7 separate regions of the Mus musculus genome follow, and regions 2, 3, 4, 5, 6 and 7 are each linked to region 1. Evidence: chromatin loops called from intact Hi-C (ENCODE). Cell type or tissue: heart. All regions are shown on one strand. Region 1 overlaps Klhl3 (kelch-like 3). Region 2 overlaps Slc28a3 (solute carrier family 28 (sodium-coupled nucleoside transporter), member 3). Region 3 overlaps Gm52040 (a long non-coding RNA gene). Region 4 overlaps Gkap1 (G kinase anchoring protein 1). Region 5 overlaps Kif27 (kinesin family member 27). Region 6 has its middle 2.4 kb from the start of 2210016F16Rik. Region 7 overlaps 1700066J03Rik (RIKEN cDNA 1700066J03 gene).

Region 1 (4,000 bases):
TGCTTCTAAGCATCTCAGGGCTTCAGAGCAGGCGGGTATGTGGCGGGGTGGAGGTGGGGTGGGGGAGATGTGCCCTGTGTGTGGAGAGCAAGCTGGGTCCTTCTGGATGATTGAGACAGAGGTACCTCTGTGGGTTAAAAATGGAGCACCAGCCAAGCTCCTCCGGTTCTGTGTCAGTGCCACCAACACCAATCTCAGTCACTTGGTCTATTCCAGGGAAGCTGTATGCCGTCGGGGGTTACGATGGTGCTTCCAGGCAGTGCCTGAGCACCGTGGAGCAGTACAACCCAGCCACCAACGAGTGGATATACGTGGCAGACATGAGCACCCGACGCAGTGGCGCTGGTACGTATGTGAGAGCCTTGGGGCACAGGAGAGCATGGGGGTGGGGTGGAGTGTGTGTGGGTTACAGGCTGAGACTAAAGACCAACCACTGAACCGTGCCTGTTTCCCCTCATCCTGTCTCTTCTCCTCCAGTTGTAAGTAACCTGGCTACTACATGTCCACACACACACACACACACACACACACACACACACACACACACTCGCGCACACACGCACACATGTACACAGACCAGACTTTCCCAGGGACTCCTTGCTCAACATGGAAGGCGTGTCATCTTCACTGCCCCGTTTTGTGTTTGTTTGAGACAATTTCTCCATGGCCCAGGCTAGCCGCCACCCACCCACTCCTCCTCTCACCTTAGTCCACCACTGCTGATTCCTCTGACCAGAGTTTGAAAGTCAGTCTGGCCTGAGGTGGATCACTTTGCCCAAGGTCGTAGAATAGAAGGCTTGCAGAGTTAGAATTCTCTTTCCAAGGTAATTGTGTCTAGCCGTCTAATAATGAGCCTTATTCCCCTGAGGGAGGACAGGTTCTACTGCCCTGGCGTTAGCTAAGAAGCCTAGCTGGCCTGCCTGAAGCCCACGTCTTGGGAGTAAAGGCTGGCATAGCAGTGTTTATGGCTGGAGATAAACCTCGATCCCCTACACCCACATTTTCTTGCTTTGTTTTTCTCCACCGAGGAGAGATAATGACCCCCTTTTCTGTCTCATGGGGGAAGTCCAGGCACTTAGTCCAGTAGCCCATCCTGCCACGTCAACTTGGGCGACCCCATTCCCCATCGTTGCCATCTAACACCCTAGCTGTCCAGTGCACAGGCTGCCCATGTTCCCAAAGGGCCAGCTCCATCCATAAATCCTGTGACATTTTCCCCCTTTCCTGATGGTTTAGTAATTATAGCTTCTAGAACCTTCTATTTACTTCCTAAAAATCCATTTATGACTTGGGCCAAGTGCTAAAGGCCTGTGGCGGTGGTTGGGGTGGACGTCACCTGGCCCATCCTTGGCTGGAGGCCCCAGACAATGCCATTACAGCTGCTTCTATTTATGGGAGGCCCAGACCTTTGCTGGGAAGAGCCCTTTGTTCAGATTACTACGGAGCCCTGTCCTGGGACGGAACCCCGTTCCCGGGTCCCTTTCTTCAGTGCTTCACTCTGATAAAGAGTTAGGGATGTGTCATCACTAGCACCAGGAGCCTGTGTACTTGTCTCATTGGGAGCTGGTGACAGCCAAAGACCTAAAGACGGAAGGCTCTGTGTCATAGCTCCCTGAGGCCCGTCGGATTCTATGTGAGAGTCTATGAGCAGGCTACCAAGGATTGTGGGAGAGTTGCTGGGGGAAAGTCTAGGTGGCTCTTAGCTCCCTTATGAGTGGACAGCATAAGCAGAGGGATGGACACGGTGGGCAGAGACCATCTCAGGGTCCCAGAAGTGTCAGCTCCTGCTCACCCTGGAGGAAGAGAAGGTGAAGCAACTACTGAATTTTCAGACTCTCACAACCTGACACAGGTCATTGTTGGTACAACAGCACCATCTGCTGCTAGTTTAGAGCAACTGCCAGGAACCACTGGCAACCCGCTATAATTTCTGGCCGGGATTTTACATGACATCCTGTTATTTAGATAGTATCTGCAGGAGCCCATCACCAGTAGCCTCAGGGAAATAGACCAGGGCAAAACACAAGCAGTTCCTGACCTCATGAAGTCTATAGCCTCCGGGTTCAGCCCCAGACCCACAGCCTGGCTGCACATCGAATTCACTGAGATACCCCACTGGGCTTCTGGCCAGTGTCTCTGGAACTAAGGTTTTATTTTTCTAGAAAGTACCCAGCAGAAAGGATGCAGTCTTTCCACCGAAGGCAATAGTCCACAGAATCATGGGTACATTCCAACTCCCTCTCTCCATGAATGAGAAAGAGAAAGGGCCACCCAGAGCGGGTGTTGAAGAGGCAGGTGTAGGTGTCCCAGCTGCCAGGCAAGCCACCCTCACTAGCCCTCTCTCTTCCTGAATGGCTTGAATCTCCTCAGTCTTGCAGCAGTGAAGAACTGCTCAGCTCCTCCCCCCCCCCACCCCCAGGACAAATCTGATGCCTTCTGCCATCAAGGGGAAGAAGGGCTGGAGGAACAGGCTGGCAGGGAGTCTCCCTAGCAATGACCTCAGCACCTGGCTCTGTCTCAACAGATATACAACCGAATAATAAGATGCAGAGGAAAAGCAAGGCAATATGAATATGCCACAGGGTAACTGGGGCTGGTTTTCTGATGAGAATTAGCATCTTTTTACATTTCAGTGGATTTCTTTGAACCTTTTGAAAAATCCCTTTGATGCCCCTGTATATGTACACACACACATATTTACATTTTAAAAGCAGAAACAGGGTCTTGGCTTTGAACCTCCTTATTTGCAGGCTGCCTGTCTTATGGGGAGCCAGGCAGGGGATTATCACATTTATTTTACAGATTAGGGCAATGAGGTCCAGGAAGACAGCACTTGCTCCCTAAGTCTCCCTGCTGGCAATGACTATCCAGGCTTGAGGCCTCTTGGATGCTGGTTCTTATAGTGAGCCTGAGGCCAGGACACTGTGTTCTGCCTTTCAGGGGTTGGGGTGCTCAGCGGACAGCTGTATGCCACCGGGGGACATGACGGACCCTTGGTGAGGAAGAGTGTTGAAGTTTACGATCCTGGGACAAACACTTGGAAGCAGGTGGCAGACATGAACATGTGCCGGCGCAACGCAGGTAACGTGAGACTGCTCTCCTCTCCTCTCCTGCGGGGGTCACAGTTCTTCCCTCCAGCTCTGAGTGATAGGAAGAGGGGCAGGATTGCCAGAGTAGGTAGCTCTCCCTGTGTCCTGAACATAAGAGTGGCGGTTTGTCTATCCCATAGGCTCTGCGTTAGTGGGAGGGGGAACCTGGAATCCAAAATGGTGGCCTCAAGGTGTCCCGCTGAGACTCAGCGCAGTCCCTTCTCTCTGGTCTTGGTCTGGATTGTTTTTCTCTGCCATTGTCTGGCTGAAAGGTCCTCATAATTCCAAGGTGTCATGGGGCCCCAACAGCCCCGCCAAGCTGTTTCCTATCTTGCTGCTTTGCGCTGGGGAAGAGTAGGCTGGCTTTGCCTACCGCCCCAGGCTGGACTGCCTTAAAAGGTGCCACCAAGGCAGATATTACCTGTTTGCTAAACCCACCATGGCTGACTTGTTAGAAGTATAAACAGGGGCATCAGCAACTGGCTCACTGCCTGAGCTCGCTGCGATACCCACTGGCATTTGGCCTTCATCCACATGAACAAGGAGTTAACAGGGCCTGCAAGGCAGCCAAGCCTGAAATCAAGCAGGAAACACATGTAGGCACATTCACGTATAGGTATCGTTTATTTAGTAGCAAATGGATCCTACTGTGGCATTATTGTAAAACTTGCTTTCCCATCCTTCATGAAGGTCTAATTGCATGTGTCTTCAATTCTCTCACGTCACATGGCTATATCATAGTTTACCCAGTTTGTCATTGAACACTTCACTTAAGACATCTTTTCTATGCTACCAGTAATGCTGCCCTTACCATAACTGATCCTCAGAGTTAAGTCAGAGTACGCATTGAAAGCGCATACTTTTCTCTAGAAGAAAAGGCCCAGAGTGGAATCTTGAGGCAGAGGAAGGAA
Region 2 (4,000 bases), 580 kb before region 1:
AGTGTTCTTAAGCACTGAGCCATCTCTTTGGCTCCCAGATCCTATTCTTCTGACCAAAGATAGGAGCTTCCCTGAGATCTCCATCTTTATACATTTTGTACATGAAAGCTGGAACCCAAAGCTTTCATGGTGAGGGCGCAGTCTACTAAGGCCAGGCTAGCTGCCTAGTGGAGCTGGGGAGGCAGGGTCACCTCAGCTGCTGTCCCAACAGCTCGGGTGGAGTGGAACCCCAAAGTGGACGCTGCACAGCAACACGCTGGTGTAGGAAGCCATGACGTTCATGTTAATATAACTAGGACTTATGACTTATGGGAAAAAGCAACCCTGTTAGAGAAACCTTGAAATAGACAGCTAAGCAGACAGTCCACACCTGCTTCTTGTTTAAGAATCTAAACGATAACAATGTTACTCAGCACAGGGCTGGAGCCTCGGCTCCTGGACACCTAGGTCTCTTCCACTAGTCTTCCGTACTATAGTATGGACAGCTCCAGAGGCAAACCCAAGACTTCCCAATGTGCAACTAAGGTGAAGGGGCTCCTATGCTCACGAATTTGTCCACTTAAAATTGTTCCTTAAGGGGCTAAAAAGATGGCTCAGAGGTTAAGAGAGCTGGGTGCTCCCGCAGAGGAACCATTGGGTTCTGAGCACCTCCAGTTCCGTGGATCTGGTGCCCTCTTCTGGCCTCCATGGAAACTACGGATGTGTGTGTGTGTGAAGCACTCACACCTAAAATAAAATAATAAACAAATAAATAGATTTTTGAGATAGGATTTAGCTATGTAGCCCTGGCTGTCCTGGAACTTACTTTGTAGACTAGGCTGGCCTTGAACTCACAGAGATCCACCTGTCTCTGCCTCCCGGCTGGGATTAAACATGTAAGGCAACACACCTGGAAAACTTCTTAAATAACTATTTCTTAATTTATAGATTCATTAAGCAGGGGATGGGAAGGGAAGACTTCAGCATAAGCTATTTTTGTTTTGTTTGTTTTTTGCTTTTTTGGTTTTTTGTTTTTCGAGACAGGGTTTCTCTGCAGCCCCGGCTGTCCTGGAACTCACTCTGTAGACCAGGCTGGTCTCGAACTCAGGAATCCGTCTGCCTCTGCCTCCTGAGTGCTGAGATTAAAGGCTAGCATGAGCTTGAGAAAAGCACAGCTCACTACACTCCCAGGGACCAAGAAGAAAGGATTCCCACAATGTATTAACTTTCCCCGACCTCAGTGTTTTATTTTTAACTGCTAATAGTGTATATACACTCTATCAGAAATATGTTTTAACATCTTTTAAAGTTTTATTCATTTTATGCATATGAGTGGTTTAGGCCCCTGCTTCATTGCTTAGAAACATACACGTGGTTCCCACGACTCCCCCACTGAGCCGGCGTACTTCGAGGTTTTGCCCTGAGGACAGGCATTCTTATAGGTGTTAGGTACAGAGGCGTCAGTAATCTGCTTAATAAATAGAACGAAATGTTGGCTAATGGGTGGTTATTAGCTTCTTTTACAGACCCACAGTTCCAATTTACAGAGAAAGAGAAAAGCTGGCTGTTTACCACCCACCCACCTACACCCACAATAACTCCTTTTTCTGTTTCAAATCCTCGATGATTTTCTTCCTGGAAATACAACGACCAAGCTGTAAACCACTGGACAGAGCAATCGAGAACACAAGGGAAACACACCCAGGGTTCCTCTGTGCGCGTGCAGAACAGGGAGCACTCCACCCCCAAATACAACAGCACTCTCCATGTTCATTGACTTAAAACCCCCATTCTCAATTCCTTCAGCAAAGATCTCAGGTGCTGCCAGCAGGGGGCATCAGAAGGCTGCAGCCTACAAAAGAGAGAAAATGAAGCTGGCTCCACCAGTGAGAAAACCCCAGGGTTCTGCAGAGAGCCAGAAAGAGCACACTGCTGTGTGAATAGACGCCTGAAGTTCAGGGTGGTACGACCTGCCGAGGCGCGCGTGTGTAATTAGAGACCCTGGTTTATTCACTCATGTAATCCAGCATCCCAGGCCCTGTTGTTTTCAATTTAGCGTTAAGGAAAGTGTAAGAACTCATGAACACAGGAGAGAAGTAGAGTTCCCAGGGCTACACGTCTCTGCCCTCTTTCCGTTCTCTGTATAAACATACATTTCCTCCCACTACCAGGAATTCTGGGGAGACCCATCAGAGGTGCCACATGTTACAGGGAGATTGCGGTGCCCTCTTGTGGTTTTAATCTCCTTGCAAGAATTTCAAGATGGGAGTGGCAATGCTCAATCCAGGACTCAGGACTCAGGAGACAGAGGCTGTCAGATATCTGTTAGTTCAAGGCCAGCCGGGACCACATAGTGAGTCCAGGCTTCAAAATAACAGAGGAGGAGGAGGAGGCAGGGGCAGGAAAAGGGAGGAGGAAGACAGAAAAGGAGAGAAAGAAAGGAAAGAGGGAGGGAGGGAGGAAGAGACAGAGAGAGAGAGACAGAGAGAGAGAGAGAGAGAAGGAGGGAGGGAGGAAGGGAGGGAGGGAGGGAGACTTAAGAACAGACCCATAAGGATGATTTTATTAGAGTTTAAGATTAAAACTCCATGAGAGCCAACTGTAAATCTCGGTCTACTGGAAGAGAGAGACGCAGCCATGACAACTTCGCAGGAGCAGCATGTGGGCAAGCAGCCACTCTGCCAGAAGGGAACTTCTGAGAAAGCGGGAAGTGTTAGGGAAATCATGGGCAGAAGCACAAAAAAGAGGGAAAGAAAAAGCAAGGTTTTGCTTCTCAAATTTATTCAGATTTAGGAAGCTGCGGCGTGATGCTGGGGCTCTGTATGCGCCCGCGCTAGGGCCAGGAATTCTGGGGTTGACGAGTATGCTATCTCATTAAAGGGATAATTATTTCTTCTATCGATTGAGCATGGTTTAAAGGTCGATCTGCCTTCCTGAGGGGTGACTGACCTGCCCAGCTGAAACATTAGGACCCCAACCTGGTAAAGGCCGTGCATCAGGGCCTAAGGTGGGAAGCTGCAGTCCTTCCTCAACGTGCAGCACATTGGTCGGTCCCATCAGAGCAAAACAAAGCAAGGTTCATCCTTTTTCCTTGGGCCCATCCTTTTTCCCTGGCACTTCCTTGAACCGGGTGCCTCATCTAAACACGGAGTCTGGCTTCTGCCACTCTTCAGGACTCCCCCCGGAAAGGGAAGGACCCTTGTGTTGGGCTCTGACACGGTGTTTTTCACTCTGCTTTTTCCTAGGATGAAGACCTTGAACGGCAGAACACTCCAGGAAACAGCACAGTCAGGAACAGAGTTGTACAAAGCGGGGAACAAGGACACGCCAAACAGGTAGGGCAGGTGTGGAGGATGATCAAGGACCTGTTACCATGGAGAAAACTGCACTGCCTGTGAGTGTGGTTAGTGTGTCTAGGGCAGAGCCAGAAAGAAAACACGCGCACCCTAACAATGAGACTTCACTTTTGCAGACCAGCCACAGACTTCCCCAAAAAGGGAAGCCATCTCAAGGCAAAAGGCCTAGGCAAGCATGGACCCTCAGCTTTGTAGCCCCAGTTACTAAGAGGCAGAGACAGGAGTCAGGTCTAGCCTGGTGTGAGACTTCCTGTCAAATACAAAAAGCACCGGTATGCTAAGGGAGGGAGGCAAGAGAGGCAAGAGAGGTGCCTCTCCCTTGGTTCCATCGAACCTAAATCCTTAGCTTGCACAGGTCTTGGGGGCTTTTGATGGTGGTGGTGGAGAGTTTTGTTTTTTTTTTAATTGTTTGTTTGGAAGGAACAGGGTCTCATGTGACCCAAGTTCACATCATATTCAATATGCGGCAGAGGATGGCCTCGAACTCCTGATGCCCTGGCTTCAGCATCCCAAGTGGTGGGATTACAGACGTGGACCACCATGTCTGGCAAGGAGCTCCATGCTGCTTCATTTGTATCCTAGATTTAGGCGGAATTCCTTCCACTGCTGGAAAAAACAAAGCAAGTAATTGCTCATGTGGATCATCCTCTTGAAAAGCAGTCCTA
Region 3 (4,000 bases), 110 kb before region 1:
ACTGGACATTTTTTTTAGAGGTTAAAATTACAAATTTTACTCTTTAAATATAAAGCGGATGCAATACATATACAAGTGTATTAAACTTGTATCTTAAAGTCACACCTGTAAGTTATGGGAAGTCGAGATGATCTAGTTGCAGATACAATGATAAATGATTTTATGAGATAGCACCTCACTACATAGACCTGGCTGACCTGGAAAAGTCTATCTAGACCAGGCTAGCCTAAAACGCACAGAGATCTTACTACCCGGGCCTCCTGAGTTAGTAGGATTAGAAGCATGTGCCACCCACCATGCCCGAATGAAGCAAGTCTCCTCCCCCGCTCTTCCCCGCTTGATAAATGCCCTGTTTGAAAATGTCATGGACCCAGCATTCTGGAGGTGGAAGCAGGAGTCATGAGTTAGAGAGTAGCCTGGGCTACATGTGGAGATCTGCTTCAAAGAAACAAGACTGGGGTCTGGGGAGATGGCTCAGCAGTAAAGAACACATGCTACTCTTGCAGAGGACCAGAGAGTTTCCCAGCTCCTATAACTCCAGCTCCAGAGGATCTGATGCCTACCCCTGTGGTCAGAATATATCTGTGCTCACATCCCCATATATACATGCATACATATGAGTAATTAAAATCTTTTTTTGTTTGTTTGTTTTTGTTTTTCAAGACAGGGTTTCTCTGTATAGCCCTGGCTGTCCTGGAACTCACTCTGTAGACCAGGCTAGTCTCAAACTCAGAAATCCGCCTGTCTCTGCCTCCCGAGTGCTGGGATTAAAGGTGTGCGCCACCACGCCCAGTGCCAGTCAGTGCTCTTAACTGCTGAACCATCTCTCCAGCCCCCTAAACTTGTTTGTTTGTTTGTTTCTATTTTCCCCACACTGAAGTTTGTCTTCTGCTGATTTGTGATGGGCTCTCAGTTACTCTCAAGTCTCAGTTATAACCATCATATGTGGAATCCTTCCAGCCAGTCATAAACTCTTGGGCTTTCTAGCTGTACCAAGTTCATCAAAATTTACGCCATAGCCGCCGCCTGCTGCAGTTCACCGCAGAGCTCAGTGAGCTTGGTGGAATTAATCGCATGCTATCATTGATCATGGCTGTTTACCACAATCATAGACCATGGATGTTTACCACGTCTTTAGCTCCCTTTCACCCGCTCACAGCAGAGATGGAATCAAGCGCTAACGAGCGCTCTACAAGCGTGTATTCCCAGAACTACCCTATCCCCAGACTTACCTTTACTTTCTGTTTTGTGAGGCCGAGTTTTACTAAGTTATCCAGGTTGACCTAGAACTCACTCTCTGGCTCAGGCAGGCCTTGAACGTGTCATCTGTATTTAACCTTTTTATGCAAAACGACTAGGTTTTCTTTGGATCAAGAAAAGAATTGAGGGGGGCAGTGGTGGCGCATATCTTTAATCCCAGCACTTGGGAGGCAGAGGCAGGCAGATTTCTGAGTTCGAGGCCAACCTGGTCTACAGAGTGAGTTCCAGGACAGTCAGGGCTACACAGAGAAACCCTGTCTCCAAAAACCAAAAATAAATAAATACATAAGTAAGTAAGTAAATAAATAGAAAATAATAAAAGAAAGAAAAGAATTGAAAGGCAAAGTGAAGGGGAAGATAATGGCAGCCGTTAATTTAAAGCTGAATCAATGTTTGTTCTTGAATCTGTCTGTGAACTGAGGAAGCTGGGGTTTTCTTCCTTTTGTGAGAAGTGTTTTCACTTTTGCTATGAGAGATACACAGGCTTACCAGCAGGGGGCACCAGTTGCGGGCTGCAGCTTTGGGAAGGGAAAGAGTTGTTGGAAAAACTAAAAAGCCCTGAGGGGTGTGCCAGCTGCCTCCTGTGCTGTCTTCACTCTGCCTTTGCTCCAACTCTTGGGTCCAGTGGTTTTCTCACTGGCTAAGCCTGGCTGGTAATCAGAGGACCTTCTTAGAGGAGGCATTTGGAAGCGTTGGATACCAGCTCTATATAAAGTCTTTGGGGGGGGGGGGGTGGATTCCTAAACCGGAAGTGAGGTGGAAAGTATCTGGGACAGGCACCTGAGGGTGTGGTTTCCATGCTCAGCATGCTTGGTTCTCGAGTGGTCTTAAGAAAGTTCCTTTCTAGCTTCGTCTTGATTGGCTCATCTCTAAAGTAGAGGCGTAATAGCAAATGTTAAACCCCAGGCTGTGCAAACCTGTGGGAAGTTTTGGTGTAGAGATAAGGGTGGGCAGTACCTTAGCTCTGGTCTTGTCTGGCCCTTGCTGACTCGTCAGCAGCAAGGCCACTGGGGATGTGTGGTGACTCCACACAATGCCCTCCCCTGCTGAATATTGTTCCATGTTGATCAATGGGTTACAGATGTTTAATATTAATAGCCCTGAAGAAGATAAAGACGACTATGGGACTAGTTAACAACTAGTGGCTGTTAACTAATGCTTTTCCTAGGCTGGAAACTCAGGAACTCAGGACCTCTGGAAGAACAGTCAGTCTCTGCTTCATGCTTCACTCTCATCTTTAAGCCTAGGACTCTTGGAGGTAGCTACTGATATTAATCTCTTCATGTAGAAGGGAAAATGACGTCATGGTTCTGGTAAGAACACCTGCACCGTGCCCTGATAGGATCCTAAAGTCTATTTGGTTTTCTCATCTAGCTGTGTATTCCAGTCACCCATGGGGCTTATTGAAATTCCTCCTTCTGGGCTCTGATGTCATAGGTGTTAGGTAGAACCCTACTACCCAGTATTCTTTTTAATATATAAATTATGCAGAATTTCCACTTCTAGATGTTTTTACAACACAATAATTCCTTTTTAAAAGGTTTTATTTTTTTAGTTATGTGTGTATGTGTATTTGCATATGTGCATGGTTGAATGCAGGTCACTGGGAGCTGGAGTCACAGGTGGTTGTGGCTACATGAGTTGGGCGCCAGGGAACCAAATTCAGGTTCTTGGCAAGAGCAATGCATGCTTCTAACCACAGAGCCATCTCTCTGGCACCCCAAACCATCAAGATAAGGAATATTTTCTCTGTCTCTCTCTTCTGAGACAGGGTTTTTCTGTGTAGCCCCAGCTGTTCTGGAATGTGCTCTGTAGACCAGGCTGGCCTCGAACCCACAGAGATCCACCTGCCTTTGCCTGCCGAGTGCTTTAGATCCTCTGACGCTTACACCTTTAACCAGCTAAGTAAATGGTTCAGATACACAGTGTGCTTCGAGACACGGTGCTGTTAGGGTGCCTGCAGATGTAAGAATGCAAAGCATTGGAAACTTGGAGGGAAAAGCCAGAAAAGAAGAGAAAGGAAAGTTATGGGAATGCACCGTCGGCCCAAGTGTCTCCGGATGAAGTACCAGTGCTGAGAGCTTTGTTGACCAAATCCAGACTGAAAATGTTTTTCTTTCTAACCCTGGTTCTTCTCAAGCCAAGTAAGAGCTGGAGGATTCGGAACAAATTTGGCATGGATGACCGGATGAGTCACTTTGGGATGGAGATCTGGGCTCACCAGGTGCACTTGGGCTAACTGTGGAGGTCGCTCAAGGCATTGGGAAGAACCTGCGGAGTGGGGAGCGGGCTTTGACATAGATTCAGAACAGGTCAAGGATGGGGACTTTCCTCCAGGCAGGAACCACTTTGGTCCTTTTGCGTCTGTCCACTAGAACCCCAAGCAGCCCCTCTTGGGACAGAAGTACAGTCAGGAGCACTAGCCTATACTGAACAGGTCAGACTTTGGCCCACAGTATGCTTGGATAACAGGTAGGAGATGTTAAATGTAGCAGAGACCAGAAAAATATTCCAGTAGCATAGAGAAGGGCCATTGGCTCTGCTACCCTTAGTTCTGGTGGATGGTTTTCCTGGATGGCCATCTCCCTTCCGCCTCATGGAGAATGGGTGGTGTGACGAGTGGGTGTGATCCGACACATCTGGCTGACATCTGGTTTGTCACGTATGGCAAAGGTAGATTGCAAGGGGACCACCTGAGGCTTTATGTTGGCTCTAGTCATTCATTTTGAAGCGTGAGTAT
Region 4 (4,000 bases), 220 kb before region 1:
TGCGCCACCATGCCCGGCTTATAAATTCCTTTTTAAAATGTTATTTACACATTTAACTATCTACAAATCAGAACAAAGTTTTCCCTAAATGAATAAATCTTTTTGGCCCTCTGCGTGGTCAGGAGTAAATAACAGCATTCATCTATTTGAAGAGGTGTTGGTTTTTCTTTAACTTAGAAGCCTGGTGTATTTGACTCCAAAAGGAAAGCTGTAGTGTGGGAAGGGAGAAAGAAGTTAAAGCAGTCGCTGTGGTCTCAGGTGAGCCTGGGCCCGCCACTCCCCTAGTAGGACTTAGAAACACGTTTAGTATTTGCTTTCATTTCGTGTGTGTGAGTATTTTGCCCTTACTCCCAGCCTGAACACCAAAGTTCTGTTGCTAGGGCTCAAGAGGTGGCTCAGCAGTTAAGAGCACTGATTATTCTTCCAGAGGACCTGGGTTCAATTCCTGGCACCCACATGGCAGCTCACAACTTTCTATAACTTTAGCTCCAGGAGATCTGACAATCTCCTGGGGTATCCCTGGAAGCCAGGCATGAAAGTAGTACACATGCATACATGCAGGCAAAACACCTATATGTAGAAAACAAAATTAATGTTTTCAAAATTCTAATACTGTTTAAAAATAAAACTAGGGGTTGGAGAGATGGCTCAGCCGTTAAAAGCACTGACTGCTCTCTTCCAGAGGTCCTGAGTTCAATTCCCAACAACCACATGGTGGCTCACAACCATTTGTAATGGGATCTGATGCCTTCTGGTGTGTCTGAAGACTGTTACAGTGTACTCATATAAATAAAAATAAATAAATCTTTAGAAGAACAAAACAATACAGAACTTGAATTATAAATTATCAAAAAACTAAACAACTGAATTACTAAATTTGTTGACTATATGAAAAGAACTACTTTGTTTATTTTGTACTTTGTGTGTGTGTGTGTGTGTGGTTTTTTAAGACAGGGTATCTCTGTATAGCTCTGGCTGTCCTGGAACTCACTTTGTAGATCAGGCTGGCCTGGAACGCAGAAATCCCCCTGCCTCTGCCTCCCGAGTGCTGGGATTAAAGGCGTGAGCCACCACTGCCCGACTGTTTTGTACTTTTTAAGGTATTTAGGATAAAATGGGCTCTGAAGAACTGAGATATTTGTGACCGTATTGATTCAGCCTAAACAGCTCTGTACTGTTGCTTTCTGTCTCGTTTGTTAAGTAACTGTGAGAGCTGGGCGTAAGGAAATAGCTATGCTTTGATTTTGTGTGCTCATAAACTGACCGCCCAGAGACGTGCATCTTCAGTAACTAACGTGCTGTTTCTCCTTAACAGGGAGGCAGGAAGGGGAAAAGGAACTTCGAACCTGACCATTGCAGGTGATCGTGGCCTCGGAGGCCAGCACAGAATTCTTTCACACTTTTGCAGAAATGTGTATATTTAATGCTGTGCGACTGCTAAACTGCAGGTTTTTGTTGAAGGAACTAAAAGCAACTAGTTCACTCATAGTCTACAGTTTTATGTTCTTTTGGCTTAAAGTTAAAAGAAAATACAGAATACCAGCAGAACTTGATTATTGTTTTCTGTCCAAACTTCTTATGACTTTAGTTTTTCATCAGTCAATAAAATTAATTTACTCTTCCAAGAATCTGTGTGATCTTCACTGTCTCCTGAGCAATGTGGCACCTTTGTGTGCTAACCCCTACCCCTGAAGGACAGCAGCATGAGGACAGAGAATGTGGGCAGAGTAAGAACAAGCACTGGTTACATGAGCCTCCAAGAGTAATCACAGGGCTCGCGTGCTCCTCGGCACAGTAAGGAAGGTTCTATGAGGTGATGTTTACAGAGTAGTTTTCCTGAATATTTGTTGAAAAGCATTCCCAACAGAAGGAATACAATCTGGACTAGAAAATTTGCTTAAACAGTAGGCTGTCACAGCAACAGTGAGGAGGCTGGGAGAGGGGAGAGCAACAAATGACCCTTGATTGCTGTGGATTGTAGGATAGTTAGCTGCTTTAGTCTATTCAGTAGGACACAACTATAATTTAGTAAAGTTCTATCTTTGACCTTTGAGAAGATCGCTGAGTGGCAGGGGCACTGTGTGGTAGCAGAAGTGAGCATGTGAGCACTGACCGCTCTTGCCTGTGCCTGGTGCCCATGGAGGCCAGAAGAGGGCATCAGATCCCCTGAAACGAGTTAGGAATGGTTGTGAGCCGCCCCGTGGCTTCTGGAAACACACTTGAGACAGGCCCTCTGCAAGAACAAGTGCTCTTGCCTACTGGGCCATCTCTCCAGCCCCAGGATCCCATTTCTTGACAGGCTTTCCTTTTTGGTGGTGTTTTAATTTACTGAGATGGTACATGTCACAGCATGGGTGCAAAGGTCAGAGAGCACCCTGAGCCACCCTTCTCCCCTTCCACCCTTTGGATACTGGGTATCAGACTCGGGTCCTCAAGCTCAATGGCAAGTGCCCTTACCCACTGAAGCTTCTCACTCCGTTTCTTGACAGTTTTTGAGAAATAAACAAAACAGTGATAGAAATGTGCTGAACCACCGTCGTAATTGCTTACCTCTCTCTGCCTCCTCCCATGAGGTTCCATGAGCCTTGCAAAGAGCTAGGATTCATCATCCCCTGGATTCCCAGCCAGCACTGGTCTGTCGTACAGCATAGCATAGAGCAGGCACTACAGCAGTGTTTAATCAATAAAGAGGGCATTCAGGGAAAGGAAAAAACAAATGATAAAGTATGGCGAAAGAGTAGAAGCCTTGGAAGGTATTTTATGCCAGGCCTCTAACCATGGACACACACGCACGCGTGCCAGTGAGCAGGAAGCACACTGCTGAGTCACATGTGCAGCCCACTGGACCTTCATTTGAATAAGGCATGGCTGTTCACACAGGATAGCGATGAGAAAGGCAGTGTGCAGAGATAGTTGACAGTCCATCTGGAGCTTCAAATTACGAAGTCAATATAATTTGATAAGTGAAGGAAAACCATGAAAAGCTTACCTGGGAGTCCTGCTGTAATCAGGTTCTTAAAGGAAATTCAGTTTATGCCGGGTATGGTGATGCACAACTTTAATCTCAGCAATCGAGAGTCAGAGGCAGGTGGATCTCAGTTTAAGGCCAGCCTGGTCTGCATCTCGGTGGTGGGCGGATAGTGAGAGTTAAAGTTTCACAAATAAAAACAAGATTTCAAACCCGAGTGCCATTAATAACATACTTAGAAGCAGAGTGGGAGAAAGCAGGTTGCTGGCCAGTGAGGTGGCTCAGCAGGTACAGGTGCTTCCTGTCAAATCTGCTGGCCTGAGTTCAATCCCCAGGACACACACAGGAGAAAAAGGACAGAAAACTAACATATAAAAATCAGTAGCCTTCCTATATGCTGGTAACAACCATTTTAAAATTTGTAAGGAAGCACAAAAGACCCCGGAGTAGCGAAAGCAGGCCAGTATCTTACCTGATTTCTTGTAGTATAGACAGACCTACAGTGGCAAAAGAACAAAACGCCCCTATGAGTGGAGTAAAATAGAGGACCTAGCCATCAGCCCACAAGCGACAGCACCTGATTTTTTAGAACAATGCTGAAATACACATTAAAGAAAAGACAGCCTCTTCCCCAGACATTGCTGAGAAAAGTAGACGGCCTCAGTGGAACAAAACTAGATCCCTCCCTCTTACCCTGCCTAAAATAAGTCAACTCCAAATGCCTCAGAAAGAACTTGAGTGCTGAAGCTGAAATCGTTTTAGGAAAAAAAACGAGTACTTCAAGACAATCGCAGGCAAGGACTTTCTGAACGGTATTTCAGTTTGGGGAATAAGATTGACCACTGGTATCGACCTCCTGCACTAGGACCTTCACAGAAAAGGAAACAGCTTTTAGAGGAGACTGCCAAGTGAATGTATTTGTTTGTTTGTCTTAGAGGATTACTAGCTAGAATTGAAACAAGGTAGGCCGACTCTATGACAAGTTTCAAGTTGGCAGTTCAGGAGATTCAACCTAAATCTCTGTTTCCAAGA
Region 5 (4,000 bases), 280 kb before region 1:
CACTGTGGCCTCACACAGACACACATACATACACATAATACATAAATAAATCTTTATTCAACAAGATTTTCAAAAACTGTACAAAGAATAATACAAATGAAAGTAAAAGTATGTATTTCTAAAAGCTGGCATGACTTCCAGAACTTAAAACACTTGATCAAATTCAATAATAATTAAATGTGCATGTGTAACACTAACCCCTTAGTAAGTGGAATGATCACCATGAGAAAGTACTCTGCAAAACTCAGACATTCCTGGACGGTAATAATATTTTTGTTATCAACAATCAATAGTTCTAAAATAACTTGACCCAAAATTTGAAAGTTAGAAAGTTATATAAAAGAAATACTTATTTCTAGCTGTTTTTAAAAATAATTTCTGGGGCTGGAGAGATGGCTCAGATATTAAGAGCACTGACTGCTCTTCTGAAAGTCCTGAGTTCAATTCCCAGTAACCACATGGTGACTCACAACCATCTGTAATGAGAGCTGGTGCCCTCTTCTGGCCTACAGGCATACGTACAGGCAGATCATAAATCTTTTAAAATTTTTTATACCTAGAGAAAATAACATATAGATAAGCATATTCTAATTTATAATCCAGGGCTTAAAGCAACTGAGTTTAATCTCTGGTACTGGGGAAACAAAGAGGAATTTATTGAAACCCCTCCAAACCAGAAAATATGAGCTAGCCTTAAATCTTCACCTAGAATTAGAACAGATACAAAGTTGCCCATAGGCAGTGGCTGCTAACGTTTGCCATCTATGCTAGTCACTGGGAAGCTTAGCTTAGCCTCTGGGCTGCCGTTGGTGCCTGGGGAAGGCAGCCAGGCCTCTTACTCTCAGCAGCCACATGTCAGACAGAGACAGACTCTCAGCCAAGGCTTGGGGAAGCCCACTAGACTCTGTCCATTGGTATTTATTGTGTGTGCATTTATGTAGGGATGGGGGTCAGAGGACACAGCATGCAGCGGCCAGTTCTCTCCTTCAGTGGTGTAGGTCATTTTAAAGCCAAGCTCCAGCTTAGATTCTGTCTTCACAGGGCTGAAAGAGCACTGAGCACTTGGAGGGGGTGTGACACCCTCTCCTCGCCCCTCAGGCACTCCTCACACATGGATTATACTCATGCATAAATGCAGGTAATATACATAAAAATAACTAACTCTTCAGGCTAGAGAGCTGGCTTAGCAGTTAAAAGCAGAGCCTAGGCTTGGTTCCCAGCACCCACATGGCAGCTCCTGACTGCTCTTCTGAAAGTCCCGAGTTCAATTCCCAGTAACCACATGGTGGATTACAACCATCTGTAATGAGAGTCGTCCGTAACTCTCGTCCCAAAGGATAGGACACCTTTGCTCTCCTGGCATCTTGCATACACATTAGGTGCACAGACAGACATGCAGGCACACACCCATGCATAAAGTAACTAGTGAATTACACTAGACTTAAAAAGTGATAATTATTTCTTTAAAAAGATTCCAGAGACACACAAAGTACTCATAGGCTTATAGAGAGTACCAAAATTACTAGGGGATTTTTCAACTTTAATGGGTTAAAGCTGTTTATAAGAGAATCAAGACTGCCCCTGAGGCACATGTCTGTCTGTCTGAAGAAATCATTAAGCAGGAGTTTGCAAGTACCACATCTTTAGTGAGAATGATGTAGTTTGTAGGGTGCTGTGGCAAAAATACCTGATTTTCAGAAGACGGTGTTTGCTTGTTTTGTCTTGTGTCCGGTTCTCTGTAGATCATGATGCTGGAGATGGAGTTCTGAATCCAGAAGAGACGACTGTGCTTTCTGAAGAACTAAAATGGGCATCTAGAACTGAAAATACAAAGTTGAATGGAAGCGAAAGAGAAGTAGACAATTCTTCAAGCAGCTTAAAAACCCAACCACTGACCCAGCAGATTCCAGAAGATGGCCCAGACTCACTTCCAGCCCGTAGCTCGATAGCGCCCTCCAGTGGCCAACTGCAGAGCATTGCCGATAAAACAGAGGCCCGTCCCTTTACACACTCTCAGAGTCCAGTACCACACCAGTTCCAGCCTGTGAGAAGTATAGGACCGCTTCAGGGGGTCAAGCCTGTCAAACTGTGTCGCAGAGAATTACGTCAGATTTCTGCCATGGAGCTGTCATTGCGGCGATGCAGTCTTGGAGCTGGGGGCCGGTCAATGACTGCTGATTCCCTTGAAGACCCCGAAGAAAACTAGTGATTTCAAAGCCCAGGCACTGAACAATAAAACTTCTAATTTAGTAAATGTGTGGAAAGATGCCTTTTCTGACTTACAGAATTAAACCTCGGGGTAGCGAGCTCTTTCCTGGGACACAGGAAAGGGGGTTGGCACCACTCCTATGTATGACAGTGTATGTGGGGGCTTTGTTATTTCATAAATGCATTTTTGAGTGCTTGTACATTGAACGATTTCTACTTGTGTGTATAAGTTCCTTTCCTGACATATTTGCTTTATTTTTATGTACATTTAAAGAACAAAATTAAGACTAAAACACCCTTCGGATGTATATTATTCTATAATATAAAGACATATTATAGAAGTACATTATAACCCATAGTATTTGAATGTTAAAATGCAAGTGTGTTGCTATTTTTAAGCTCCAGATAAGCCCTGATTGTGCCAGAGTTACCTACCTAATGAAAATGTTTGCCAGAATTAAGCCTGTGAGCTGAGGTGCATTGCAATTGTTAGAACTTAGCGAGGCAGCCTTAACTCTAACATGGTAGCTTTCATTTTTATAATTATTTTTTATAGAATGCAAATTTTCACCTTTATCCTGTCCTACGCATTCTACATTACCTCTCAGACAATGCTAGAACTGAGAGAAATGTCTGCAGCTTCCTGGACAGGGGAACTGATCACAGAGCAACACACGTCATTAATCATCCCAAGGAAAGAAGCTGTGTGTGCGTGAGCGGTGTGGCCATGTGGGGTGTGTGGGTGCCGCATCCTCTGATTACACACACACACACACACACACACACACACACACACACACACACACACACACATATATATACATACATATACACACATACACACATATACACACACATATATACACATACACTCACATATAGTCATACACACACACACACACACACACATGTCTGATGATTTCCAGCCTTGTAGGCTCAAGGGCATCGGGGTATAAATATGTACATGAAATCTTGCTAACATATCTCTAAGTTTTTCTGGATCAACTAAATGAGCAATCAGTTCTTTCCTACCATATTTATCTATGACAGGCAACATCTCATTATAATGTCCTGAAGTATTGTTTTGTTTCTTTTCCATACCTTCATATTACACCAAAGCTGGTTCTTAGACTAATCAGAGCCAGCAGCAAAACCACCATATGGAAGCCTGCACAGCTCCCACTGAAGTCTCAACACCTACTTCCTCACTGAATCCATTGTTTAAAGTGTGCCTGTGTCTATACATATACACACATACACATATTGTGTGTGTGTGTGTGTGTGTGTGTGTGTGATGACAAAATGTAAGTGCCTTCAACACAACCTAACAGTTATAGACTAGGTGAGTGTGGTGCCACATGTCTTTAATCACAGAAGTCTGGAGGCAGAGGCAGAGGCAGGTGGGTCTCTGTTCTCCTGGTCTACACAGCAAGGACAACCAGGACTATAGAGAGAGACCCTGTCGCAAAAAACAAAACTATCATATATTAGCAAATATCTTTTTATTAATGAAGGTCCTAATATAAATTTAAGATTAAATAGCATGCTTTGTCTTAATAAGCAGTTTATAAAAACTTTTCACTAACAAAGCAATAGTTACATAAGACTACAGTGATTTCATCAGATGATACAAATGTAAACTGGCTACCAAGTAACAAGGGCTATTTGTTTTCTATTAAACATTTCATTTGGATCTTGCACATGCTTTGATAAATTTCATTCCCATACTCAAAAATATATAAATAATGTCCCAAACAATGTAATCTAGGTGTAAACAATTCATTCTAGTTAG
Region 6 (4,000 bases), 380 kb before region 1:
CTGCCTATGGGAGATAGTCTACATTGGGTAAATTGACATGAGAAGACTCAGCTAAAATACAAGTACCCCTTCCTATCAAGTCAGACTGAATAAAGAGAGGAAGTGAGCTGACCATAGTCATTTCTGCTTCCTGACTGCAAACAGTTGAGTGGCTAGCTCAACCTCCTGCTGCCATGATAGACTCTTCAAATTAGGCCAAAAGAAGTACTCCCAAGTTTTCTTGTCAGGTGTTTCATGACACCCATAAGACACCCATAGTAATGAACATGCTATTTCTCTCCCACCCACCCCTTGTGAGACTGAGTGAGGGCCTGACATGGAGGGCAGAGACTGGTTTTTGTTTGTTTGTTTTTTTCTCCTTCCAGCTGGTTTTTGAGGCAAGGTCTTTTCCTGTCTCTGTTGCTGCACTGTGTACTCCAGATGACTTGTTATGTGTGTATATATGTTCTCAAGCATGTGGCTTGATCTCTATATAATATCTGGGAATATTTGGGACCCTAAACAGCAGTTATAAAAGTAGGCACTGTCAATTTCATTGTACAAACATGATTTCTTCAAGTTTAATAATTTCATTTAAGGAAAAAAAAAAATCTGACCTGAAGACAAACTCAGACAATTATGTCTGAGAAGTAGATCCATGAGTACTGAGCTAGCCCCCAGCCCTCTCCTGGAGTGTATTTGACCTATCCTATTTGTTTTCTGAAAACTTTCCTTACTACTTTACAGTATAAAATATAGTATAATAAAAATTTTTTAAATGAGGAACTAGTCTGAGTTGGGGTGGCTATATTTGCAAATATATTGGAAAATATAAAATGTTCATAGGGCTGACTGATTTTGTCTGGGTGAAGAGATACTGAGATGGGTAAGACATACCCTTAAAGATCTTCCTCTGTGGGACATTTCCAGAAACTAGAAGATAGGAAGACTAAATGAATGAAGTACTCAATGACTTAATTCAGGAATGGATTCAGAATTTAAGTAGATACAGTGGTAAGACTGTGGAAGATGATGGTTAGGTGGAAAACGTTGGCTGCTTTGAGGGGAAGGAGAGAACATGTGTCTTTGAGTTTGGTTTGTAACGATTGGCCTTGGTCATCCTGCTTTCACCTGTGAAACTTTCTTTTATCCTCTGGTTTCCTTTGTTTCTTTTGCATTTTTGAGACTGGATCTCTACATAGCTGTGGCTGTCCTGGAACTCACTATGTAGAGCAGGCCGGCCTTGATCCTACAGAGATTCCACCTGTCTCCTGCCTTTCTAGTGCTGGGAGTAAGGCATGTGCCCCACTACATGTGACTTCTAAACTATTGAAGTGCTTGCCATAGTCTATCATTACAGAACGTAGGAGCACGAGCAGTAACCGCCGTCAAGAGGCTGCTGTTTAGAGCTTCTGAATGATGCCCATCTTTGATGAATGTCAGCTGAACTCCATAGCAAAACTTTCGTAAAAGCCAGTATAGATGGCAGATAAAATCTTGATAACGTCTAGTGTGCACTTGGTGCTTTACCCTCCCAAGCCAGAAGAGGGCAACATCACCCGGAGCTGCAGTTAGAAACACTTGTGAGCCACCATGTAGACTTAGGAAGTAAGCCCAGGTTCTCTAGAAAAGCAGCCAGTGCTCTTAACTGCTGAGCTATCTTTCCAGCCACTTCTCAGGTTACTTGTCACTATAAACTTGGGAAACTTTCCTGGCTGTGTCCCAGAGGTTCCCAGAAGTTGTGTTCTCCTTTTCACTTGTCTCTAGGAGGGTTGTTTTGTTTTTAAAAATCTTCCTGGTTCCTTGAATGATTCACTGTTCAAAAATACATTTTATAATATGGATTTTGTCATTGTTGTTGAGGTTTTGTCCTGTGATACTAGTTTTAGAGAAGGTATCATATCCTGATGAGATTTTTAAAAATGTGTATTTTTGGTCTGTTGGGTGCGATGTCCTGTATATTTCTGTTAAGTTACTCCATAATGTATTTTAGCTCTGATGTTTATTTGCTTAGTTTTTATTTGGGAGATGTAACTGTAAAAGCAGGTCATTGAAGCTCCCACTATTCCTGTGTCAATCCCTATGAAGCACTGTATATACTTCAAATTATGTGCTTTATGAAACTAGGGATTACAACATTCAGCCTATGAAGTATTTCTCTTGATAAATCATTCCTGACATAATATGTGGTATCACCCTTTTTATATTTTCTAGATAGCTTTGGTTTGACATTTACTTTATCTGATATTTGCTTTGTAATTTATTTTACAGTCTTTGATTTTTTTTATCATTGCTAGCAAAATATGTTTTAGGACACAGTATATTACTGGCTTTTGTATTCTCTACTGAATTCTATCAAACTTTCAAGGATGATCTCATACCAGTTCTATTCCATAAAATAGAAAGTGAATGGACACTACCAAGTTCATTCTACAAATATAGTATTATTCTCACACCAAAACCAGGCAAAGGAATAACAACTTAAAACTACAGACATCTTCTCTTTAATGAACATAGACACAAAGACTCAACAAAATACTTGCAAACTGAATTTAGAAATACATTTAAGAAGATCAAATATTATGACCAACTAGGGTGTTTTATGGAGAGGCAAGTTTGACTCAACACAGGTAAATGAATAAATGCAATACACTATATAAACAAACTTAAAAACAGAAACCACGTACATAATCTCACTGATGAAAGGTCTTTTTGACACAGTTCAACATGGCTTTGTGGTCAAAGTGCTGGAGGTGTTAGGATAGATTGGCTCATGCTTCAAACTAATAGAGGCTCTATTACAACAGACCTATAGCCAAAAATCAAGTGGAGAGAGCATCTGTTCTCAATTCAGGAATGAGACAGGGCTGCCCATCCTCCTTAGTTTTTCAGGATACTCTTTGAAGTCTTAGCTATGGAAATAAGACCAAAGTAAGTGATAAAAAAGGAAACAGGAAAAGAATCGAACTATTCCTACTTGCAAATGATGTGTTTCTATACTTATAAGACATTATAGAGGCGTTTGAGAGATGCCCTCAAAGTTAAGAGTACTGGCTTCTCTTCCAGTGGACCCAGGTCTGAACCCAGTACCCATATGGCTGTTCCCAATATCTTGTAACTCCAGTTCCAGGGGCTCCAACACCCTCTTCTAGCCTCTGCAGGCAGCAGGCACACACATGGAACACATACATGCATGCAGGCAAAACATTCATACACAAAATAAAAATACTTTTTTCTAAAAAGACCTTTATGGAATCTACTAGGAAACTCTTTAATTAAAGCAAAATTGCAGGATAGAAAAATCAGTATTTAAAAGAAAAAACAAAGCCGCGTATGGTGGCCTATGCCTTCAATCCTAGCACTGAGAAGATAGAGGCAGGTAGATCTATATGAGTTTGAGTCTAGCTGGTCCACATAGTAAATTCCAGGTGATCCAAGGCCACAGAGGCCTTGCCTCAGAACAACAATGAGAAACGCCCAGATAATAAAAACATACTTTCATACTGATTCTGCATCTCCAGGCATCTTTTCAACATTGACCAATGTATCTTAAGTATGTTAAGTTTTAGGGGTTGGGTTGATACTTTATAATTCCTACTTTGTTCCAGGTAACCCTATAGAGATGACTAGTCACACAGTTTATAATCAATTGAAAGTCTATTCCAGCTGGCTGGGACCACACCCAGGTAGGTATTCAGAGACCTAGGAGGTGTGGTTCCAACTGTCCAGATCAACAGTTTTTTAAAGGCAAGAAATCACACCCGGGTACTTTGCTTTGCAGCTGTACGAGGGCTTCCCAGAAAGCAAGATCTTTTAGCTAAGATAAGTTAGCTGACCTTTGGGCTCCTTGAATACAGTTGGGTAATTACCCACGGGACTCTTCATCAAGATCAGATTCTAGTTAAACCTGGAACCGCCTCAGCAAGAGTACAAGATGGAGGGACTTTTGCACTGTCTTGCTGTGACACACCTTGACCGTCAGAACGACTGGCGTTTGTGTCTGGTTCAGACAGTTCCCTTG
Region 7 (4,000 bases), 140 kb before region 1:
TTGAGGGAGGGTTTTCATAACCTAAAAAATATCCCATTCTTCAGGGCTAGAGAGGTTTTTCCCACGTAAGAAAACTTGCTTATCTTGTATGGGATCTGGGTTCAGTTCTGCAGCCCACGGGTGTGCACATGGTGTGCAGACACACATTCAGGCAAAACACTCACACCCATACAGTAACATTGTAGGAAAAAGTGCAGTGTTGAGAGAAGAGTAGATTTACACCTATTACAAAACCAATGAGTTATTTCTTACATTAGAAAAAAGAAATCTTGTGACAGAAATTAGAAAATTATTAGAAATGAAAATGAGTTTGACATAGTTTTAGTCATTGAAAGAGGAAATGCAGGAATTATAGAGCAAGAGAATGATAACAGGTTTTCCCGCATGAGAGAAGCCGTCTGATCTGACTGTGGATGGTTCTGTGTGCACTGCTCAGCCCAGGTTCCCGGCGCGGCACTTCAGTTCTGATCTGAACTTATCTCTATGGTGCTGGAAGACAGAGCCTCCGCATGATTGACAAGTGCCATGCCACTGAGCCACCCCACCCGATCTCTGCCCCCCACTCAGTGTGTGTTTAGAAGGGAGGGAGGAGCAGGTTCTTCAGGGCTCCCACGTGTGTGGTGAGGAGGCTGTCACTCTTGTCGGGTTGATGGAAATGTGATCAAATTCAGGCATTTCCATTGTATGTGTCCCGGATGAGCTTGGTAGTCATTGTCAACTTCCCTGTCACCCAACATGCTGAGGTTGGAAGCTGGACGGGCTTAGGAAGGTGAAAAACTTTATTGTCGGGTCTTTCTGATAGTCGCCCCACCAAGATGAAAAAAAACTCGGCATAAAATTTGCTAGAGGAGATAAATATTCCAAACATTTTCAGGTTTTTGCTGGATTATACACTATAAAAAATGAAAGCAGTCAGAGGTGGCCATGTACACCTTTAATTCCAGCACTTGGGAGGCAGAGGCAGGCAGAGCTCTGAATTCAAGGTCAGCCTGGTCTACAGAGTGAGTTCCAGGACAGCCAAGGCTACACAGAGAAACCCTGTCTCAGGAAAGAAAGAAAGAAAGAAAGAAAAAGAAAAAGAAAAGAAAAGAAAAGAAAAGAAAAAGCAATTTCAGGATAATTAAATATATAAATATAAACGAAAGCAATGACCTTCAAGACCCCCAAGTAAAAGAATTTATATGATTTTAAGGGATATATTTAATCTATAACTCTTTAAAGAATTCTCAGGTATGGTCTGCAGAGGTTTCTCAGGAGTTAAAAGCACCGATGCCTTACCAGAGACCCAAGTACCCACATGGTGACTCACAGCCACCAGAACTCCAGGGCCTGGCAAAACACCCACACACATAAAATGAATTAAATCGATTAAAAACCAGAATTTCCAGTTAAGTTACTAAGTGTCTTTACCTTAGTCCATGGGCCTGGGAGAAATGCGAAGAAGACAAGAACCCCTGGTGTGGCCCTGAGCAGCTCTTCTGTGGATACATAGTAGTTGCCTAGTTCTCCTTAACAGTCTCACAGGCTTCAGCACTTCAACAATAGAATTTTATTTTCTCCAAAACTTGGAGATCAGAAGTCTGAGATCCAGCTGTCAGTGGGGTCTTCCTGCTCACTCTCCTTGGTGTCTAGATGGCTGTCCTCTCCTCGTGCCTTCCCATAGACTCACCAGTGTGAGCATGTGTGCCCCTGTGTCCTCTTCTTGCATGGACACTAGCACTGCTGATGTAGGGCCTCTGCTGATGGCATCACTACCTCTTTAAAGACTCCATAGCACCACCGGGGAATGCTGAGGCAGGAAGTGCTTGCCGGCCAAGCTCATGGACCTGAATTCAGTGCCCAGAACCTGTGGAAAAGTCACCAGGAGGAATGGCGTCAGCTTGTAATCCTGGTGTTCGGAAGGCAGAGACAAGTGGGTCCCTAGGGCTTGCTGGCCAGCCAGGCAGCCTAACCCGCTTGGCAAATTCCAGGCACACACACACACACACACACACACACACACACACACACACTAAATGAGAGCTGGTGAGATAGCTTGGCAGTTAAGAGCTTCAAGAGGTTCTGAGTTTAATTCCCAGACCATCTCTAAAGGGATCTGATGCCCTCTTCTGGTGTACAGGTGTACATGCAGGCAAGAGCATTCATTAATATAATTAAACAAGATGCATAAATAAATTTAAAAATAAATAAATAATAAGACGCAAAGGGAGAACGAGGAGAGGAAAGTAAGCAAATGGGAGTCAAAACTGCAGCGCCAGGATTTATTTCAGGGAGTTAAATGCCTCTTTCACCCCATGGCTTAAACTTCTTTTGAGTACCTCCGTTGAATTAAACTTGTTTCCTTGACTTCCCTGACAGTCCCAGGATCATCCCTGTTCGTTCTGTAACCCACTGTATTCTGTCAGCTTCTCCATCCTCCAGAGAAGCTGGCAGCAGCGTAGAGTCTGGCCTCCCTATCTCCCGCCCTCCTTCCCAAAAATGCGAAGTCTTCAGAATCCGGGAGGTAGCAGGAGGTGCCAGAGCCTGGAGACCGGATTCTGCTCAGGATCGGATCGTATTTACCACAGCTCCGAAGCTATGGTGCGTTGTCTTCTCCGTACCTCAGGTTCCTTCTTGATTCTGTGCCGGACAACACCTGCTTGCAGAGGCTTTTTGGCGACTCTGTAAAAATCACATTCTGTGTGTGTCAGTGTTGAGACTCTCTGACCCCAGAAGCTGTTATGTCACTTGGTGGGTCATAGTAACCATAGTAACCGTTGTGGGGCTGGGACATGAAGAGCCCTGATGCTGTACCCTAACAAGGCCCTCCACCCCTCTGCTATGGGCTCCGCCGTGTTTTCTGTCTTTCCCTCGGCTCCATCCTGGGAGTTTTTCTATGCTGTTGTTTTATCTCTGCTGTTTGTTTTCAAACAGTTCTTACTTTATTATCTCGGACCTCCTCCTTTTAAATCTTCTATTTATGCCTTCCTCTGACTTTTGTCTTTTGCTTTTCTTCTTTCCCTCCCTCCCTCCCTCTCTTTTTCTTTCTGTTTTGTTTTTAGTTTTTTTCTTTATTTTTTTCATTTATTAATTTTTTTCTTTTTATTTATTTATTTACTTATTTTTTGTTTTTAGGTTTTTAATTTTTATTTTTTAACATTTATTTGGAGATGGGAGTTTGCACATGTCACAGTTTGGGGACAGTTTGTGGAGGCCAGTAGCCCCCTTCCATCTTATGAGTTCAAAAATTGAACTGTGGTTGTAAGGTTTGGAGGCAAGGATCTGTAGTGAGAATTTTGATGACTTTAAAAAATATAAATACGGGGGCTGGAGAGATGGCTCAGAGGTTAAGAGCATTGTCTGCTTCTCCAGAGGTCCTGAGTTCAAATCCCAGCAACCACATGGTGGCTCACAACCATCTGTAATGAGATCTGATGCCCTCTTCTGGTGTGTCTGACAGTGTACTCACATAAAATAAATAAATCTTTTAAAATACCCAAATATGTCATGTGTCTATATTTTTGTTTTAATCCCCGGTGTGGGATATGGGGTTGCTTCTAATGGTCCACATCAGTCTAGGATTTGCCTCTTTGCCAGCTGCAGATAGTTTATGTTTAGAATTCTGGGGACTTTTAAGAGGGTATAGAAATGCCAGAGCCCCTAGAGGTGGCGGCGGCTGCTCTTCCTGCTGTTGCCGGATTGCTGAATTGCTAGTTGGACATATCCTGACCATAAGATAATTTGCCCCTAGGAACTTGATGCCCCTAATCAGCAGGAAGTGGTCAAATGAGATCAACATCTCCTTCTCCCCAACCTTCTTTCTCTCCTACCTAATGTTGGGGGGCTTTGAAGGGGTTTCGGTGGAGAAGGGTGGTAGGAAGGGGAACCTGATAAAGAGCCAAGTCCCAGTCAAGGACTCCCACCCCCACCTTTACCCACGGATCCATCTTGCTTGCCCCTATTTTCAGTTTTCCGGAAGCATTTCCGGGGGGGGGGGGGCTGGAGAGATGGCTTAGTGGAT

The links. Peaks named below come from ENCODE experiments on the same cell type or tissue, not always from the same donor. Only the 100,000 strongest peaks of a DNase experiment are listed, where the experiment ranks them.
Region 2: it touches region 1 in a loop (3-fold over the local background); 4 of 42 quality-filtered maps call a loop at or near these places.
Region 3: it touches region 1 in a loop (6-fold over the local background); 24 of 42 quality-filtered maps call a loop at or near these places.
Region 4: a loop joins it to region 1, with 5 times the contacts of the local background. A loop is called at or near these places in 7 of 42 quality-filtered maps.
Region 5: it touches region 1 in a loop (4-fold over the local background); 4 of 42 quality-filtered maps call a loop at or near these places.
Region 6: a loop joins it to region 1, with 5 times the contacts of the local background. A loop is called at or near these places in 7 of 42 quality-filtered maps.
Region 7: a loop joins it to region 1, with 5 times the contacts of the local background. A loop is called at or near these places in 4 of 42 quality-filtered maps.

The regions. Positions count from the first base shown.
Region 1 is chr13:58,010,175-58,014,174 of GRCm38, reverse strand. It overlaps Klhl3 (kelch-like 3), which reads left to right. Exons shown (of 15, transcript NM_001362415.2): 12 at 217-345; 13 at 2,941-3,081. Among named protein-coding and RNA genes, the nearest start is that of Mir874, 11 kb to the left of the region's middle. In heart, a CTCF peak has its summit at 1,894 (motif pointing left); DNase peaks (open chromatin) are centred at 1,444 and 1,964; H3K27ac peaks cover 519 bases.
Region 2 is chr13:58,587,496-58,591,495 of GRCm38, reverse strand. Slc28a3 (solute carrier family 28 (sodium-coupled nucleoside transporter), member 3) reads left to right here. Exons shown (of 18, transcript NM_022317.3): 2 at 3,225-3,314. Among named protein-coding and RNA genes, the nearest start is that of Slc28a3, 21 kb to the left of the region's middle. In heart, CTCF peaks have their summits at 680 (motif pointing left) and 1,802 (motif pointing right); no DNase peak of the experiment used is centred here; H3K4me3 peaks cover 622 bases; H3K27ac peaks cover 560 bases; H3K27me3 peaks cover 514 bases.
Region 3 is chr13:58,115,597-58,119,596 of GRCm38, reverse strand. Gm52040 (a long non-coding RNA gene) reads right to left here. Exons shown (of 3, transcript XR_003950589.1): 3 at 2,794-4,000. It also overlaps a transcript of Klhl3 not described here. Among named protein-coding and RNA genes, the nearest start is that of Gm52040, 3.9 kb to the right of the region's middle. In heart, a CTCF peak has its summit at 1,746 (motif pointing right); no DNase peak of the experiment used is centred here.
Region 4 is chr13:58,230,974-58,234,973 of GRCm38, reverse strand. It overlaps Gkap1 (G kinase anchoring protein 1), which reads left to right. Exons shown (of 12, transcript NM_019832.4): 12 at 1,316-1,625. The coding sequence ends at 1,363. Among named protein-coding and RNA genes, the nearest start is that of Ubqln1, 17 kb to the right of the region's middle. In heart, a CTCF peak has its summit at 2,143 (motif pointing right); no DNase peak of the experiment used is centred here.
Region 5 is chr13:58,285,999-58,289,998 of GRCm38, reverse strand. It overlaps Kif27 (kinesin family member 27), which reads left to right. Exons shown (of 17, transcript NM_175214.4): 17 at 1,743-4,000. The coding sequence ends at 2,206. Gm26555 (a long non-coding RNA gene) reads right to left here. Exons shown (of 8, transcript XR_873524.3): 2 at 1,688-1,820. Among named protein-coding and RNA genes, the nearest start is that of Gm26555, 13 kb to the right of the region's middle. In heart, CTCF peaks have their summits at 491 (motif pointing left) and 1,950 (motif pointing left); a DNase peak (open chromatin) is centred at 1,978; H3K27me3 peaks cover 259 bases.
Region 6 is chr13:58,385,637-58,389,636 of GRCm38, reverse strand. No RefSeq gene overlaps it. Among named protein-coding and RNA genes, the nearest start is that of 2210016F16Rik, 2.4 kb to the right of the region's middle. In heart, a CTCF peak has its summit at 1,517 (motif pointing right); no DNase peak of the experiment used is centred here; H3K4me3 peaks cover 139 bases; H3K27ac peaks cover 102 bases.
Region 7 is chr13:58,147,223-58,151,222 of GRCm38, reverse strand. 1700066J03Rik (RIKEN cDNA 1700066J03 gene) reads right to left here. Exons shown (of 2, transcript NR_126543.1): 2 at 2,248-2,661. Among named protein-coding and RNA genes, the nearest start is that of 1700066J03Rik, 2.3 kb to the right of the region's middle. In heart, a CTCF peak has its summit at 2,135 (motif pointing left); no DNase peak of the experiment used is centred here; H3K4me3 peaks cover 1,169 bases; H3K27ac peaks cover 681 bases.